2 separate regions of the Homo sapiens genome follow, and region 1 is linked to region 2. Evidence: chromatin contacts called from ENCODE Hi-C data. All regions are on one chromosome and are shown on one strand. The core of a region is the stretch at or near the end of the contact, and the rest is flanking DNA. Distances in the headings are between cores, read along the strand shown. Region 1 holds the start of BCL7C (BAF chromatin remodeling complex subunit BCL7C). Region 2 holds the start of KCTD13-DT (KCTD13 divergent transcript).

The links. Hi-C counts contacts between places; a loop is a spot of excess contacts on that map.
Region 1: a map with no recorded cell type shows a loop between it and region 2 (4-fold over the local background). The contact joins the promoter of BCL7C here to the promoter of KCTD13-DT in region 2. A Hi-C loop is called at or near these places in 1 of 37 single-sample maps with no recorded cell type.

What each region holds. Positions count from the first base shown.
Region 1 is chr16:30,888,899-30,895,403 of GRCh38, reverse strand. BCL7C (BAF chromatin remodeling complex subunit BCL7C) reads left to right here and starts at 1,327. Exons shown (of 6, transcript NM_004765.4): 1 at 1,327-1,551; 2 at 2,114-2,192; 3 at 2,456-2,564; 4 at 2,657-2,818; 5 at 6,459-6,505. The coding sequence starts at 1,460. It overlaps MIR762HG (MIR762 host gene), which reads right to left. Exons shown (of 3, transcript NR_110942.1): 3 at 184-856. MIR762 (microRNA 762) reads right to left here and starts at 1,501; the gene lies at 1,419-1,501. RefSeq lists enhancers at 1-126, 1,870-2,199, 1,738-2,370 and a silencer at 1,010-1,489.
Region 2 is chr16:29,922,121-29,928,335 of GRCh38, reverse strand. It overlaps KCTD13-DT (KCTD13 divergent transcript), which reads right to left and starts at 2,113. Exons shown (of 3, transcript XR_001752362.2): 1 at 654-2,113; 2 at 405-569; 3 at 1-68. It overlaps KCTD13 (potassium channel tetramerization domain containing 13), which reads left to right and starts at 2,110. Exons shown (of 6, transcript NM_178863.5): 1 at 2,110-2,546; 2 at 4,977-5,146. The coding sequence starts at 2,303. RefSeq lists a silencer at 2,205-2,444.

The DNA of each region.
Region 1 (6,505 bases), core at 78-2,577, 970 kb before region 2:
TGCTGTCTTAACCATGCTCCTAACCCCTTATACCCTTAACCTCTGGACATGGTCACGCCCAAATTCACAGACACAACAGCCACACCTTGAAACACACACACACACACAACAGCAGCACAAATTTTGACATGGTCTTATCTGCTGACAAGCCAGCCTCAAATAAAGTCAACAAAGACACACTCATTTTATTTAAGTAATGTACATTTTATTTAAGTCATGTGATGGATTTTCACAGAATACATATGCCCAGGGAACCAGCACCAGATTACACAACAGAACTGGATCAGCTCCCAGAAGCTCTCCCCTCGTCCCCTCCCAACCCTAAGGGCGATCACTATCTTGACTTTGGTGCACTATAAATTAGTTTTGTCTGGTTCTGAACGTAATACACCTGGAACCATCTAGTATGTACTGTTGCATTTGGCTTCTGTCACTCAAGATTTCATCATGCGACTTGTCTATGTTGCTGTGTGTAGCCGGGCATGTCAATCCCGTTGCTGTGTCTATGTGCATGGTAGTGAGTAGGGCATCATTCATTTTCCATTCTGTTGATGGGTTATTTCCAGTTTGGGGCTGTTATGAAAGGGCTCTGAACATTCCCATGCACCCTCTTGATGCTCACACCTACACATTTCTGCTGGGTGTTGACAGCCTAGGAGTGGAACTGCTGGATCACAGAGGTGGCATATGTTCGGCTTCATTAGAAAACTGCCAGTTTTCCAAAATGTCTCTACCAATTTACACTCCCCCAGAAATACAAGAGAGGTCCAGTCGCTCTACTTTCTCGCCTCCACACGGTGCGGTCTTTTTCACTTTAGCCATTCTGGTGGTGGAGACCCACTCGTATTCGCAGCGCCTGGAGCGTAATTGGCACTCAGTTAACAAGACTGTTGAATGAATGGATGACTGAGTAAGTTGGGCGGTGTAGACCAACAGCCTGGCGAGGGCGGACACACGCACGCACTCCACACACAGCGTTTCGCGGACACCCACCGCGGCTCACGCAGCGCAGGACACAGACCCTGTCGCGCACCCCGCGCCCACGTGGTCTGAACACACGGCCTCGGCCCTGCCTCGCGCGTCCGGTCGCAACTCCCGCTCTCCGTCCCCAACTCGCGCGTCCGTCCCCAACTCCCGCTCTCGGCGGCGGGCAGGGGGCGCTGAGCGTCCAGGCGCTCCAAGGGGGCGGGCCCGGGTCGGGGCGGGGCCGGCCGGGCTTCCAGGCCTGGGCTCTGGCCGCCCGCGCCACCGGGCCGCTCCGGGGACAGGCCGGGGCGGGGCGCGGCGGCAGGAAACGGGGCGGGGACTTGCGGAGGCGTTGGGGACGAGAGAGGGCGCGGCCAACTCCAGGGGGGACGGCAGGCCGAGAGCGCGGCGCCCGGGCCTGGCGCGGAGCCTGAGCCCGCCGGACGGGAGGCGGCCCCGCCGCGGGCTCGGCCCCGGCCCCAGCCCCGCCAGCATGGCCGGCCGGACTGTACGGGCCGAGACCCGGAGCCGGGCCAAGGATGACATCAAGAAGGTGATGGCGACCATCGAGAAGGTCCGGAGATGGTGAGCGCTGCTCGGGGGCCAGGGACGGGACACAGCGGGACCACCAGCACCAAAGGCGTCTACGCTGCCCTCGCCAGCTCTGGGCCCCGGGTGTTCGGTGTATCTCCACCCACTAGCTTTGCCCTGGATCCACAGGGCTCTGTCCCCGTTCGCCTGGCTACTCCTGGGGGTCTACAAAGCGTGATCCCCAGCCGTGTCCTCCCAGAGCGGGAGCCCCCTCTTGTGCCCCGCCCCCTAAAGCTTTGACACCCCTCCTGCAGGTGCGCCCCAGGATCTGCAGGGCTCTGATCCCGGGCCAGGCCCATAGCCACGCCCCCCATGTGTGCCCCAGGGGTCCGCAGAGCCAGGGCCCCAAATCATATCCTCTCTCTAGAGGCACCCACCGCCTATGCCCTGGGGTTTGCAGGACTCTCTTCCTCCATGTAACTATGCCCCATTAGCAAAACTGTTGCTATCCTCCTGTGCCTCCTCAACCTCTGCAGGTACCCCCAGATGTGTCCAGCTCCTAGGGGGGTGGGTCTCCCCTCAGGCCTCTCTGACCCAGCCCCCCACCCTCCCACAGGGAGAAGCGATGGGTGACTGTGGGCGACACTTCCCTTCGTATCTTCAAGTGGGTGCCAGTGGTGGATCCCCAGGAGGAGGTGAGCAACCCCCATTCCCACAAGGCCCTGCATCTGTGCAACCTCAGGCAAGTTCCTCCCCACGCTGACCTCTACCTCCAGCTCCCCGAGACCTCAGATGCAGCAGGACAGACGGGAACCATCATTAGCAGCTCCTCCCCTTTTGCCCTCTTTTCTGCTCCACACCCCCTGAGTTTGAGCCCTTTTGCTTCTCAGTGCCTCAGTTTCCTTAGGTGTATGGTGGGGCTTTCCAAGAGCTCTGACCCTAATCCTCTAACCCCCAGGAGCGAAGGCGGGCAGGTGGCGGGGCAGAGAGATCCCGTGGCCGGGAACGTCGGGGCAGGGGCGCCAGTCCCCGAGGGGGTGGCCCTCTCATCCTGCTGGATCTTAATGGTAGGTAGGGATCCTGAAACGCGGGGGGCTGTGGGGACTGAAGGAGTGTACTAGGGATCTCAGGCCAACCATCTCGGCTCTTGCTCCCGCAGATGAGAACAGCAACCAGAGTTTCCATTCGGAAGGTTCCCTGCAAAAGGGCACAGAGCCCAGTCCTGGGGGCACCCCCCAGCCCAGCCGCCCTGTGTCACCTGCCGGACCCCCAGAAGGGGTCCCTGAGGAGGCTCAGCCCCCACGGCTGGGCCAAGAGAGAGGTAGGACCAGGTACCTCCCAGGAGCTCTCTCCTCTAAGTCCTGTCTTCTCCAGAGTCTAACCTACCAGCTCATCCCTATACCTGCTCCCCGTCTTGTGCACCCTCCTCAAGGCGCCTTCCGACTCCTGCAGAATCTCCCTGTAGCTACAGTCTCATTCCTCTGGTCTCTTAGAATCTATACAGACATATCACTGTCTGAGATTTTCATGTAAATTAATTTTTTACTAGTTTATCTTTCTCCTCACTCTCATGTCAGTTTCCTGAATGTTGGGCCCATATTGATCCTTTTTTTTTTTTTTTTTTTTTTTTTTTTTTGAGAAAGGGTCTCGCTCTGTCACCCAGGCTGGAGTAGTATAGTGGTGTGATCATAGCTCACTGCAGCCTTGAACTTCCTGGGCTCAAGCGATCCTCCCGCCTCAGCCTCCCAAGTAGCTGGGACCACAGGCATATGCCACCACACCTGGCTAATTTTTGTATTTTTTGTAGAGATAAGGTTTCACCATGTTGCCCAGGCTGGTCTCAAACTCACTTGCTCAAGCAGTCCTCCACCTTCAGCCTCCCAAAGTGCTGGGATTACGGGTGTGAGCCATCACACCCACACCCGGCCCTCCCCCCCCTTTTTTTTAGAGACAAGGTCTCTGTCACCCACGCTGGAGTACTCTGGTGCAATCATAGCTCACTGCAGCCTCAAACTCCTGGGCTCAAGGGATCCTCTGGCCCCAGCCTCCCAAATAGCTGGGACTCAGGTGTGTGCCACCATGCCCAGCCAATTCTTAAATTTTTTGTAGAGGTAGGGTCTCGCTATGTTGCCAAGGTTGGTTTTGAACTCGTGGCCTGAAATGATCCTCCTGTCTCAGCCTCCCAAGGTGCTGGGATTATAGGCGTGAGTCACTGTGCCTGGCCCTATGTGATCTTGTTCACTACTGTATCCTCAGAATAATATGGGACACATAGTAGGTGCTCAGTAAATATCTGTTGAGTGAATAAATAATAGTGATAGTCATAGGGGTGATTAACAATAATAGGAATAACAACAGCTAGTATTTATTGAGCTCTTACTGTGTGCTAGGTGCCCTGGTAAACACTTTACGTGGTTGGGTTTTTTTCTTTTCTCTTTTTCTTTTCTTTGAGAGAGTTTCGCTCTTGCCAAGGCTGGAGTGCGACGGCACAATCTTGGCTCACTGCAACCTTCACCTCCTGGGTTCAGGCAATTCTCCTGCCTCAGCCTCCTGGGTAGCTGGGAATATAGGCATGAACCACCATGCTCGGCTGGTTTTGTATTTTTAGTAGAGTTGGGGTTTCGCCATGTTGGCCAGGCTGGTCTCAAACGCCTGACCTCAGGTGATCTGCCCGCCTTGGCCTCCCAAAGTGCTGGGATTACGAGCCACCACGCCCAGCCTTTTTTTTTTTTTTTTTTGAGATGAAGTCTTGCTCTGTTGCCCAGGCTGGAGAGCAGTGGTACGATCTTGGCTCACTGCAAACTCTGCCTCCCAGGTTCAAGCGATTCTTCTGCCTCAGCCTCCCATGTAGCTGGGATTACAGGCATGCCACCATGCCCGGCTGATTTTTGTTTTTTTTGTTTATTTGTTTGTTTGTTTTTGAGACAGAGTTTCATTCTTGTTGCCCAGACTAGAGTGCAATGGCACAATCTCAGCTCACCGCAACCTCTGCCTCCCGGGTTCAAGCGATTCTCCCGCCTCAGCCTCTCGAGTAGCTGGGATTATAGGCATGCACCACCATGCCCCGCTAATTTTGTATTTTTAGTAGAGACGAGGTTTCTCCATGTTGGCCAGGCTGGTCTCGAACTCCCGACTTCAGGTGATCCGCCTGCCTCAGCCTCCCAAAGTGCTGGGATTACAGGCGTGAGCCACCGTGCCTGGCCTAATTTTTGTATTTTTAGTAAAGATGGAGTTTCACCATGTTGGCCTGGCTAGTCTCGTACCCCTGACCTCAGGTGATCCGCCCGCCTCGGCCTCCCAAAGTGCTAGGATTACAGGTGTGAGCCACCGTGCCCAGCCAACACTTTACGTGTTTTTTTCTCATTTAATTTTTACTACAACCTTATAAGGGTGATGATCTTGTTATGATCCCTATTTATAGATGAGGAAACTGAGACCCAGAGAAGTAACTCAGCCAGTGAGCCAGCATCTTGGGCCTGTGTCCTCATCAGCTCTGCTTTTTTTTTTTCCTTTGAGATGGAGTCTCACTCTGTCACCTAGGCTGGAGTGCAGTGGCACGATCTTGCTCACTGCAACCTCCGCCTCCCAAGTTCAAGCAATTCTCCTGCCTCAGCCTCCTGAGTAGCTGGGATTACAGGCTGCACAACACCACACCCGGCTAATTTTTGTATTTTTAGTAGAGACGGGGTTTCATCATGTTGGTCAGGATGGTCTTGAACTCCTGACCTCGTGATCCACCTGCCTCGGCCTCCCAAAGTGCTGGGATTACAGGCTTGAGCCACCGTGCCCAGCCAGCTCTGCTTTCTTCCATGCAGTCAAACCCGTCTGATTGGCACCTCTTCCTCCTAGGCTCCCTGTCCCTGGCCTTCCCATTTCTCACCCGTTTTTGGTTCCAGCTGGTCTCTTCTAGTCACCTCCACACAGCTGCCAGAACAACTTTTTCCTTCATTTTTTAAGCTTTGCTTTTTTTTTTTTTTTTTTGAGACAAGGTCTCACTCTGTCGCCCAGGCTGGAATGCAGAGGCGTGATCACGGCTCACTGCAGCCTTGGATTCCTGGGCTCAGTCAGCCTCCTGAGTAGCTGGGACTACAGGCATGCATCACCATGCTCAGCTAATTAGTGTTGTTATTCTTTATAGAGACAGGGTCTTACTATGTTGCCCAGGCTGGTTTCAAACTCCTAGGCTCAAGCGATCCTTCTGCCTCAGCCTCCCAGAATGTGAAACCCTGTCTCTACTAAAAATACAAAAAATCAGCGGGACGTGGTGGCACATGCCTGTAATCCAGCTATTAGGGAGGCTGAGGCAGGAGAATCACTTGAACCTGGGAGGCGGAGGTTGCAGTGAGCCGAGATCGCGCCACTGCACTCCAGCCTGGGGGACACAGCGAGACTCTGTCTCAAAAACTAAAACAAACAAACACACAAAAAGAAAACCCTGATGTGGGCCTGTGGACTGGGTCTGGGTCTAGACAGTGCCAAGCAGTTGTATACCTTTGCTAATATAAAAATGGTAGCAAGCATTTATTGAGCACTTACTGTGTGCCAGCCACTGTGCTTTACCTGCATCCGCTCATCTGACCCTCACAACAGCCACATGAGGTAATTACTATCATTATCCCCATTTTACAGATGGGGAAACTGAGGCCCATGGAAATGAAGTAGCTGGCCCAAGGTCAGGATTTGAACCCAGGCAGTCCAAGCCCAGAATCTGTGGCAACTTAGCATGCATTCCCTCTGTCTCACGTGTCATACTTTCCTGTCCACCGCATCACCCTCGAGCTCCCACATCAGTGTTCCCTCCTCTGCTTCCTGGGGCACAGCCAGGTTCCTGCTCTCTCCTCTCTGCTCCCATGGCCCTCTGCCCTCTGTGACTGGGGCCTGTGACCATCTGTTTCCCCCACTGTCTGTGCTGCTGGCACAGAGTGGCTGTTCAGGGGATGTTTGTTACCTTGACGTTCCAGATCCCGGGGGCATAACTGCTGGCAGCACCGACGAACCCCCAATGCTG
Region 2 (6,215 bases), core at 864-3,363:
TTCAGCTGAATCTTTGTTGCTCCTCCATTTCTGATAGTACCCTCCAACCAAGGACCACCAGGAAGCACCTGTAGTTGAACAAGGGAGGCTGAACACCACAGACATCTCAGCAAGAACATGTGTGAAAGGACTTATTACAGGATTGGAACTTTCATTAGGGGACTTCCTAGGCGGGTCCAAAAAGGGGGGCATTTGCTCTGGGTTGGATGCTATCAGGAAGTAGGGATAATTCTTTTTGGTTATCTTAATAATTCTTATCTAGAAGATGGGAGGAATGAATCAAGCTAAAACTGTACTTGGTAAAGAAGCAGCAGTGGCCAGGTGCAGTGGCTCACACCTGTAGTCCCAGCACTTTGGGAGGCCAAGGTGGGCATATCACCGGAGGTCAAGAGTTCAAGACTCACCTGGGCAACTTGGTGAATCCCCGTCTCTACTAAAAATACAGAAATGATCTGGGCATGATGGTGGGTGCCTGTAATCCCAGATACTCTGGAAGCTGAGGCAGGAGAATCGCTTGAACCTGGAGGTGGAGGTTGTGGTAAGCCAAGATTGCATCACTGCACTCCAGCCTGGGTAACAGAGCAAGACTTCATTTCAAAAACAAAACAAAACAAACAAAAACAACAACCAAAAAAAAAGCAGCAGTAACTTACGCTGTGGGAGAGAGGATTGTGTTGGTAATTTTTGTGGTTTGGACAATGTTCTTGTTTCTGTATTGAGGCTTTATTATGGAATGGTCTTTTTCTAGATCAGTCAGAGAGTGACCTTGTCTGATGTTTTTTGTGAAATTATTTTGCTCAACAGGACACCACCATGGCCGTGCTGTTGGTGCCAGGTCAGCTCCTAGCAACATCAAGGCTTCTGGAGTGAGGGTGCAAACCAGCTCCCAGCTGGCAGCAGTTGCTTTTCTCTTTTACACCGCCACACTCGAAATCAGAAAATTGGCAACCCCTTTGGTAGAACATGAGCTCCCGGTCACTACAGGCCCATTTATACCCAGTAACAGGCCCAGGTCACACATTTACACTCCGACCTTCCTCCTGCGTGTGCATCCCTTACACCAACCACGCCCAGAGAAAAGTCACTCGTCTAGCATCTCCCAGGGACCTGCTGGCAGGGCTGAAGATAGAACTCTGACTCTGTGTTTTCCCTCCAGCAACCCCCCTTGCTAGACATTAAGACAGATTGTTAAATCCCTGATGTATCGGCTTCTAAACTGGATGCAGATCGGGTCAGATAAAAACACTTCTCAGTGCACCTTCTTGTCAACAGTGGGTTCCTATCTATTCTTCTTTCTTTTGGGATTGGGTGCTAGGTCCCACGACATTAGCTGGGATTCTAAGACCTTTGCTCAGCTGCTGCGGCCACCACTGACACGCCCTCTGCTCCTCAAATACGGAGAACAGTTCAGTGTTCCTGCCTGAGGATCTCTGCATTTGCCTTCCCTCTGCCTGGAACTCTTCCCTCACATCCGCTTCCCAGCTTCAGCTCGGCATCACCTCCTCAGAGAGGCCTTCCATCCTTGGTGCCCGGGCACCACTGCTACCCGTTTTGGCCTCTGTTTTTTTTTTTTTTTTCAAAGGACGTTATGTTGCCCAGGCTAGAGTGCAACGGTCCGATCACGGATTACTGCAGCTTCCAACTCCTGGCTTCAAGCGCTCCTTCTGCCTCGGCCTCCCGAGTAGCTAGGCTTACAGGCTGGGGTTACAGGTGTGAGCCACAGCGCCCGGCCGCTTTGGCCTCCTTTAAGAGCTTCCCTCCGCGCTTTGTTCGCAGTTCTGGTCACAGTCTGTTCAGTGCGCGGGGCTGGGAGGCGGGAAACTGCCCAATGCCCAGACCTCTCTGTCTGTTTCCCCTCAAGCTCGTGAAGCTCTCTGACAGCAGAGACCCAATCACGAGGTGGAGACTTCGCTTTCCACATCGGGCAGGGGGTCGGCCGCATCCTCGATCTGGTCCTGGTGACTCGAGACCAGAGAGGAGCGCACGTCGACCCGCCCGGGGAACCCGCAGGCCACACGCCAAACCTCTACGGGATCCCCCAGCGAGGCCACTGCGCATGCTCCATACTCGCAGCCCCGCCCCCATTCAGGGGCGGGGCCGCGCCTGCGCAGCTGCCCGGCGCCGGCTTCCGGGTGGTGCGAGCGAGATGGGGCGGAGGGCCGGTCTTGCAGAGTAGCTGCGGTGAGTGGGCGTGTGCGCCGAGCGGTCTGGCCCAAGGGCTGGGGGCCGGCCGAGGGTCTTCGGGAGCAGGCCGCAGGGCGCGGAGAGATCCTGGGATCGCCGTCCGCCGCTGCTACCCGGCATGTCGGCGGAGGCCTCGGGCCCGGCTGCCGCCGCGGCCCCGTCCCTGGAAGCCCCCAAGCCCTCGGGTCTCGAGCCTGGCCCCGCCGCCTACGGTCTCAAGCCGCTGACCCCGAACAGCAAATACGTGAAGCTGAACGTGGGCGGCTCGTTGCACTACACCACGCTGCGCACCCTCACGGGACAGGACACCATGCTCAAAGCCATGTTCAGCGGCCGCGTGGAGGTGCTGACCGATGCCGGAGGTACGAGCGGCGCCCCTACCGTGCCCCCACCCCAGACCCCCAACTCCCGTTCCCCGCAGTCTCTCACCACCGGGGCTCCTCATGCCCCTTCTCTCTGCCCGCTACTGTCCAGTCAACTCATTCTCAGCTCCCTCCAGCCCCCACATCCCATCTCCTCCCCTTTCTCATTCATAATTTCTCTTCTCCTCCCCCAATCCTTTACCCCCAGCAATAACCAACACTTACGGAACCCCTAACTGCCAGGCGCTGTGGTAAGTGATTGAACGTGTCAGTTCATAATCCTCATGACCACCTCTCCCACCCTTCACCCCTCAGCTCAAGACTTGGGAACTAGCCCTGCTGCCTGCAGTACTACTCCTGGCAGCCTTCCTCAGTTTCTTCCGACTGCCCAGCCTTTTGTTTCCCTCTCTGCTTCAGAACTGCTCACAGCCAGCCAGGAGAGCTGGGAGATCTTGTTTGCCTCTGTGTTCCCCTGACACAGGTCCCTGTACACTCTAGGAATCCACCTGTATACACACATTGCAGAAGGAGGCTGCTTTGGGTTTGCCAGGGACACCAGAGTGGAGGGTGGACAGGTCTCCTTGGCAGGTGAACCTTACCTTCTTGGAGTGTTGCATTCAAGTATGGACCCTTCGTGCCCAAGTGAGACTTTGAAGTTTTGGAGTTTGGGAGTGGGAGAGTCTTAAGGGAGGGGTTAACGAGGACTGTGAGAGCAGGAGAATAAAAATTTGAGAGGCGGAGATCTGCCTTCAAGTATCAAAGGTGAAGAATTCGGCCAGGTGCGGTGGCTCACGCCTTTAATCCCAGCACTTTGGGAGGCCGAGGCGGTGGATCACCTGAGGTCAGGAGTTCGAGACCAGCCTGACCAATATGGCGAAACCCCGTCTCTACTAAAAATACAAAAATTAGCCGGGCGTGGTGGTGTGCGCCTGTAGCCCAGCTACTCGGGAGGCTGAGACAGGAGAATCGCTTGAACCTGGGAGGCGGAGGTTGCAGTGAGCCGAGACAGCGCCACTGCACTCCAGCCTGGGCGACAGAGAGAGACTGTCTCAAAAAAAAAAAAAAAAAAGGGAAGAATTCATTTGTCCAATAAGTATTTGTAAAATATCAGTTAGTGCTGGAGATAGGTAAATGAACCTGACAAAATTATGGAAATTCCCTTTTTTTAGGGAAGTGGGAGATCAGAAGACCAATAAGCAAGTAAACAAAATGTATATGCATATGCAATTGCAGATAGTAGTAAGTTCTTTCTTTTTTCTTTTTTTGATAGTAAGCTCTATGAAGAATATAAAAGTTAAAATGGCAGTGAACTGGACGGGGGGAGGTAGACATTTTAATTAAATAGGATGGTGAGAATTAACTTCGGGGGTTAACAGTTTATTGATAAGGTAATTCTGCAAGAACTTTCTCATGGTGAGAGCCTTCTGACTGTAGACCAGATATGGATGAGTTAATTATCTGGTTGAATATGTATAAAAACTTAAGGGAGAACTCGCTGGAGATGTTTTAAAGAGATTTCTTGGCTGTGGCACAGGTTTGAGACAGATCAGTATTCAGACTTTTTTGTGGCTTTGGAATCCTTTTTCTTTTCTTTTCTTTTCTTTTCTTTTTTTTTGAGATGGAGTTTCACTCTTGTTGCCCAGGCTGGAGTGCAATGGCACGATCTCGGCTCACCGCAACCCCCACCTCCCGGATTCAAGCAATTCTCCTGCCTCAGCCTCCTGAGTAGCTGGGATTACAGGCATGCGCCACCATGCCCGGCTAATTTTGTGTTTTTAGTAAAGACGGGATTTCTCCATGTTGGTCAGGCTGGTCTCGAACTCTTGACCTCAGGTGATCCGCCCACCTCGGCCTCCCAAAGTGCTGGGATTACAGGCGTCAGTCACCGTGCCCGGCCTTCTTTTCTTTACTTTTCTTTTTTTATTTTTTTGTTTTGAGACGGAGTTTCCCTCTTATTACCCAGGCTGGAGTGCAATGGCGCGATCTCGGCTCACTGCAAACTCCACCTCCCGGCTTCAAGCGATTCTCCTGCCTCGCCCCCCCCCGAGTAGCTGGCACCAGCCACCAAGCCCAGCTAATTTTGTATTTTTAGTAGAGATGGGGTTTCTCCGTGTTGGTCCTGCTAGTCTCAAACTCCTGACCTCAGGTGATCTGCCTGCCTCAGCCTCCTAAGGTGCTGGGATTATAGGCATGAGCCACCGCGCCTGGCTGGAATCCTTTTTTCTTATAATTTAGGCCAGGTTTGGTGGCTCACACCTATAATCCAAGTACTTGGGAGGCCGAGATGGGAGGATCACTTGAGCCCAGGAGTTCAAGACCAGCCTGGGCAACATAGTGAGACTCCATCTCTACAAAAATTTTTTTTTAATTTAGTAGCTCCAGGTCCCGCAGCAAAGCCATCTTTCCCCCTGCCTCTCCCCACCCCACTAGGTTGGGTGCTGATTGACCGGAGCGGCCGTCACTTTGGTACAATCCTCAATTACCTGCGGGATGGGTCTGTGCCACTGCCGGAGAGTACGAGAGAACTGGGGGAGCTGCTGGGCGAAGCACGCTACTACCTGGTGCAGGGCCTGATTGAGGACTGCCAGCTGGCGCTGCAGGTGAGGGCCTTCGGAGTCCCCATGCCTATGTTCCTGGGAGAGCTGCCCAAGCAGGTATTAGAGCAGAAAAAAGGAGATATGGGGTATGGCTTGGAGAGCCTGGCTTTGGCTGGCCATAACCCCAGAGAATTTGAGGTGCCATCTTCTGCATCCCTGCCGCCTCAGGCAGCACCCCCACCCCAGCCTCATGCCAGGACCTTTGCAATGGTTAAATAGCTGCTCTCTACTTCCCACTGTTCCTATGCAGCCAGTCCAGCTGTTACACTCGCACCTGAGTAATTATCTTTCAGCACAACCCCGATCTATTCTCTCTCTTGCTTAGAAATCCTAAATAGCTCCCTCATGTCACTAGGGAAAAACATCTAAATTTAAATTGAAATATAATAACCTCTGCGATCTGGCCCTATCCTGGGAGGCAGCATTCTCCCATGGCTTCCGCCCCCCAGGAGCTTTCTAATTCTTTTTTTTTTTTAAACAGTGAAATTCTTTATTCAAATGAAATCTCACAGAAGCAGGGCCACTCCCAGTAAAACAGGGTTGGGGATTCTAGAGACCCCACCTGCTAGGCTCCACTTTTGTGGACCCCTTAGGGTTCTGAGGAGCAGAGCTTGGAAAGTGAAGCCAGGACATAAGGGTTCTGTGTCACCTCTGTCACAGCTGACTCAGTGACCTTCAGTGAGTCCATTCCTACCTCTGGGATTCTGTCCTCGGGTTCCGAAAGACAGGGAAGGGAGAAAAATAAGTACAAAGTAGTGAGTTTTACATAAAGCCTGTTATTCTGTTCTATTTTTACAATGTTAAAAATGTCCTTTCTTTTATGTTACAATAGTAAGAGAAGATTATAAAAGTTTCTTTTTGAATGCCCTTTATAGATTAAAAGGTTGCCTCCCTGAACAACTTTTGTCTCAGGGAATACTTACTGGTTCTTGAAGCCCAAAGGTGTAGAACTCCTTTGGACAATATCCATGTTTTTCAAACTTTTTGATTGCCTGCCATAGGGAAAAAATGCATTTTAGTACTCATTATATATAACTGAAATAACAGTTCTATAAAAAGATACTTTTAGTGA